2 separate regions of the Homo sapiens genome follow, and region 2 is linked to region 1. A link is a contact called in ENCODE Hi-C data. All regions are on one chromosome and are shown on one strand. Each heading gives the region's core, a stretch centred on a gene start or an enhancer-like site at or near the end of the contact. The rest is flanking DNA. Distances are from core to core; before and after follow the strand shown.

Region 1 (2,847 bases), core at 257-2,756:
TCCCAGCCTTGCCCCTCCCTCCCTCCTGCTGAACTCTTCCTACCCGGGCTCTGAACACATCCCTGAGCTGCAGAGCTGATGTCTGCGTGACAGTGAAACAGGGTATTCATTTGTACAAAGGAAACAACCTAGAATGATAGTGTTTGGATTTCTTATGTGCTTATTTCTTCATAGAACTGAGAAAGGGTGAGGCTAAAGTCCCAAGCCTTCGTGAAGCAACGCACAAAGTACCGTTCCGAGGCTCAGGTCCACACGGCGCTGTGAGGCTGAAGGGGCGCGCTAGAAGTTCCCTTCACAGGACGCCACCTCACCTGAAACCCCCCTTTTCTGCTGCCACCCGAGGGACAAGATCTCCTGAGTTTGTCCATGACTCACTTCCCAGGAAAACCCTCAGGCAGTCGCTGAAGGACTCTGGTCTGGACTGGGAAGTGTTTTTCTCAGTGACACCTCTAGAGGGCAGCACTCAGCGGAGTCCCACAGACACCTCCAGGCATTTCCTACTCAAACACTGGGAGGATGACCTGGTAACACTGGGGAATGCTTGGGTGTTCTAGAAGCCTCCACGCCTCATTTTAACCACGTGTTTACTTGTCTGCATCCTCATAGACATGTAGGCCGCCCCAGGGCAGGGACTGTGTCTGTCTTGTTCACTGTCTATCTCCATGACCTAGTACAGAACCTGGAATTAATAAGTGCTCAACAAATAATTGCTGTGAATGTAGTCAATCTTTAATAGGTAGTTTGTTACAATCCACTCCCTTACACCTCTCATTTATAGTTTGCATTTTACCTCTAACTACAGCCATTTTTAAATATTACGTATTTTCATTTTTTTGTTGTGGAAATTATGAACATGAATAAAAATAAACAGAAAAGCATAAAAATTCTCCTTATATTTCTCACCTAGAATCAATAATTATCAACCAAAACCAATGTGAAGTTATATTTATGCCCACCTACTTCTCCTTTTGTAATAATTCCAAAGAAATCCCAGATCCATATGATTAATCCTTAAATACTTCAATGTGTTTTCCTAAAACACATAAACTGTTCTAAAGATAACCATAGTACATTATCACACATGAAATATTAACAATAATTATTTCATGTCATCAAATATTCAGTCAATATCCAAGTTTCTAATGCCATAAATTATTTTTTACAGTTTGTTTAAATTCTAATCCACTTAAGTTCTACACTTTTTGATTAGTTTCTTAATTGTATTTTAATATGTATGCTCTTAGATAAGAAGAAATTTTAACAATTTTTAGGTCAAATCTATTCATCTTTTTCTTAATTACAGTCCATTTTTATTTAAGGCACAATGCTTCAGTAAGTAATCATTGCATAGTTTCTGTGGGAAAAGTATGTGATAACGCAATTTTAAATCCAACTTAAGATGACCTTACTCAGAACCTACCTCTACTCCAGCTGCAGCCAGGAGCCACCGAATGGACTCCATACTGCCCCGTGCATTGGAGTAGTGGAGCTTGGGCTTCTCTGCCATGATAGCAGTCTCCTGGAGGTTTCTCTAAGCCTGAATGAATGAATGAATAATTGAAACGATAGAATCAAAAATGTACTTTAGGATGTGTGGTTGAAAACCACAAACAATGCTGAAGAAGAACCTGCCTTCTTCATGACTGGGTTGAAGGAGTTCCTGGAATGTTTTCTTGGCTCAAATTGTTACCCAGCAGTGGCCACCCTCAAACCAGTCTCAAGTCTTCATTGTTTACCTGTGACTTTTCTTGGCAGCCTAAGAGGTGAGAGTATGTGGTAATAATACATGTACAGGAGTTAATGGAAGGGGAAGAATTCAAGAACTAATATTTATTGAAAACTTCCTCATGATCCTTCCTCAATGCTAGTCCCTTTCAATATTTTATATCTTTAACCCTCCTTATAGTCTCATTAAATGGTTGTTTTCTCCAATTTTTAGTTAATGAAATCGAACATCAGAGAAATACAATGTTCACAGTCACACTCTGGTTGGTGATGGACATGAATATCTACACCAAGGACTAAAATGAAGTCACGCCTGGAAGACATCTGGGTGAAGGCCCTGGGAACCCATGAACTGGTTGTGAAACCAGAGGATGTCACTGACAGGGAGGACCGGCAGGGAGCTAAGTCACTCTTCAGCTCTCTGGCTGTGAGACTGCATTTGATCAAAACCAGAAATTAGGCTTCAGACTTGTTTTACTGTAGCTAGAAGATCCAAAGTCTTTCAACAGAGAATGCTAATACCTTGCTTCTTTTGGTGTTCTATATTTTAACTCTGTGGGGGGCATTTTGTTTTATAACCTGGCAAAAGAGATGTTGCTGCATTAACTTTGCAGGATATGGAAGGAGCTAGCATTTGTTCAACGTCAGTCATACACTGGCCATTCTTCTAAACTTCTCTCATTTTGTCCTACAAAAATCACCTAAGGTGAAAGGCTGTTGCTATTCTCATTTTACAGTTGAGGATACTGAGGTTTTTAAAGTAACTTACCCAGATTAAGTGGTGGATCTGGGATGCAGACTCACTGCTATTAAAAACTAAAGACTGAGTCTTATTTTCTATGTTAATGTTTCTCAAATATGCATGGTAATCTTTCAGTAGATTGTGAAACCCCAGTACTTTTTAAAATAAAATAGAAAAGAATAAAAATATCAGTGAGCATGACATGTTGAAGGGTAAGTAATGTTTCATGAGTTGTTAGTTTCAGTTATTTGTATATTGTGTGTATGGATGTTTGCATGTGTGCACGCTCACCTGCTTGTTGTAAATGGTTAGAGAGAAATTGACTGGGCTCATCAGTGAAGTTTGATAGCCCTTGCTCTATCCCAGGCTGTTTGGGAGGT
Region 2 (2,847 bases), core at 258-2,757, 210 kb after region 1:
AGAGGGCAGGCACAGCCTAATGTTTCTCACCCTGGTTGAATACAGAATCACCTAGAGAACCTTTAACATTTACTCATGCCTAGCCCCAGCCCCAAGAAGCAGGTCAGGATGGGGGCTGAGCTTTGAGAGTTCTGAAAGTTTTCCAGGTCTAATGTGCAACCAGGGCTGGGTACGAGGCTAGAGCGTAAAACCAATTCAATGGAGGGCGATGGGGCAAATTGCAGGAAATAGCTAGAAAGTTAGGGTGGGCCCAATTATGAACGAGTATGTGTGTCATGCAGGAGTTTTTTGTTTTTGCTTTTGTTATTTTTTTGAGACAGGGTCTCACTCTGTCACCCAGGCTGGAGTACAGTGGTGAAAATCACAGCTCACTGTGGCCTCAACCTCCTAGGCCCAAGTAATCCTCCCACCTCAGCCTCCCAAGTAGCTGGGAGTACTTGGTGTACACTACCAGGCTTTTTTTTTTTTTTTTTTTTTAAGAGATGAGGTCTCTTTTTTTTTTTTTTTTCCCAGGTTGGTCTTGAACTTTTGGGCTCAAGCAATTCTCCCACTTTGGCTTCCCAAAGTGCTAGGATTACAGGCGTGAGTACACCTGGCCTCACGCAGGAGTTTGATTTTTATCCTACAGAAGGGAGTTCCTCAGAGTTTTTAAAGCAGAGAAACAGCATGAATAAAATCCCTCTGGAGACTACATAGATGTTAGAATAGAGATCAGAGGCAGAGACTAATTAGGAGGTTACTCCAATAGCCCAGGTGAAATATGATGAAAGCCCAAACAAAGGCACTGGACTGGGTGAGTCTTAGATACAACAGGAGACTATGGGTTTGAGATAGGGAATGTGTGTTTTTGTGTTATTTGGACAATGTACAGAGATGTGGGTTCTGTTTTCTCGGGGGCTGAATTTGAGGTATGTACAAAACCTCTCACTGGAGATGCTCAATAAGCAAATAGCTCTAAGGTTGTTTTATTTTTCCCCAAAGATAGAGTATTATTGGAGTTCTTATTGGGAACACAGCATTCAGACAAGGCTGATACACTGTGTAACTCCAGGGTACTCCATTCACATAGAACACAACGTGAAAGGTGCCCACTGGAGTTGTTAAATAAGGCAGCCTGTGTTCAGAATAAGGAATGCAATAGTCCCATCACATCCTTGGTTTACTGCTCCAGAGGCCAAACTTCAAGAGAAATATTAAAGAACATAGTGAGGCATCTAAATGAAAGTACAAGAAGGGTAGATGAAGAAACACCGGATGCTGGAAGCAAAGGAGACTTGGAAAGCCATGATAATTGTTCCAAGTGTACAAAGGATATCAGAGAGAAGGGTTAGTTACACTAGGTATGGTTCCAGAGAACAAGAACCATGACCACTCTTTGAGCTTTCTATTATTCACATTAGTGAATTATTTCCCATACTGAAAAAAAGTGAATGGTATTAGCCAAAATAGCATTAGACAAGAAGCACCAGTCAGCTCACAGTCCAATCTGAGCATATCCTAGCAGGATGTGGTTAAATACATTTGAGAATGGTATTGTTCAGCTATTCATCCTTTTTGTGGTGGCCCAAATATGATGAGTCACCTCATAATCTGAAAGTAAAGAACAAAAACTTACTGTTGCGCTGGGAAAATAGGGCGATGGACAATGCACTAGAAAAAAGAAGGGACCATGGTAGGCGCCTTCGCTGCTCTACTCCATAGCAATGCTTCTCTTCTTGCTTAGTTTACAGAACCTGATTTTACTCAGGATTCGACATACTCAGGCACAGCAGCCACCCCAGGGCATGAACTATGATAGATCTAAGCCAAGCAAAGGAATTCTACTTCCTTACTAAAATCTGTTTAGGAGTGGTGCCATGGCTCGGACTTACGAGAATGAAAGGGAAGTGAGCTGGTGAGGAAGAAGAGCTTCTGAGAAGGAATCTACTCCCTAATAAAGACAGTTGACAAAGAAGCGGCATTGAACATGGCTGTGTAAAGTGTGATATTTAGGGCTGAGGCAGAGACGGCTATGAGACATCAGCTCTAAAGATGAGAATCCCAGCTGCAGAGGGTGTATTCATAGAAAGAGGTTGAGTCCTTGATGACATCAGTGAGCTGCTGCTTGAACCCTGAAAATATATGCCTTTGGGCTTATTGTTCTACAACCTAATTGAAGGTCTCTGTTGAAGAAGTCACTGTTAATCTATCCACTACAGCTGAAAGCATTCCTGATACTATGGGCTACACCCACTTACAGTGGGCTATACTAACTTTTGTATTTTAGGTGACAAAATACAAAATTCTCTACAGGAGGTGACAGATAGACCTTTATGGTTAGCATAGTTTTGAAGACTGAAAGAGGTGTACAGCTGGAGACAAATTAGAAGTAACTATTAGCCTAATGTTCATTTGCTTTCCATTATCTGCTTCCATTTTGAAAGAAAATAAGATGCAAGTAAGATACAAACCTATTGTGGTAAAAGAATGTCCAAAAACGGCCCTCAGTATCACTCCAGGTTGCTTGGACAACTAGCTAGCTGAAGCTTTGTGACCTTGTGCAATCCAGTCATGTGCCTGTAACATGGCAGGTGGGAAACATGAAAGGATTCCACTTTGCATGACAAGTGGGGCCCAACATGGGGACCACTCTGCATGCCATCCATAGTGACATTTACTACAGATAACCACAGAGCTTCAGTCAAAGGCAACCAAGGCAAACACAGAACTCTCAAGCTGAGTTCTTTTTTCTTTTTGTGAGACAGGGTCTTGCTCTGTCTCCCAGCTGGAGTGCAGCTGTGTGATCATGGCTCACTGCAGCCTCATGGGCTCAGACAATCCTCCCACCTCAGCCTCCTGATTGGCTGG

Evidence for each region. Hi-C counts contacts between places; a loop is a spot of excess contacts on that map. Pooled maps may share reads with other maps.
Region 2: a loop to region 1 is called in a pooled map, with 4 times the contacts of the local background. The contact joins the enhancer-like site here to the promoter of GSTA5 in region 1. A Hi-C loop is called at or near these places in 4 of 50 pooled maps.

What each region holds. Positions count from the first base shown.
Region 1 is chr6:52,839,307-52,842,153 of GRCh38, forward strand. It overlaps GSTA5 (glutathione S-transferase alpha 5), which reads right to left and starts at 1,507. Exons shown (of 6, transcript NM_153699.3): 1 at 1,421-1,507. The coding sequence starts at 1,507.
Region 2 is chr6:53,047,009-53,049,855 of GRCh38, forward strand. All of the region lies in intron 1 of CILK1 (ciliogenesis associated kinase 1), which reads right to left. Among named protein-coding and RNA genes, the nearest start is that of CILK1, 13 kb to the right of the region's middle. Within about 2 kb of position 1,508, at least 5 of the 41 ENCODE cell types and tissues checked have a DNase peak (open chromatin) inside an H3K27ac peak, as active enhancers do.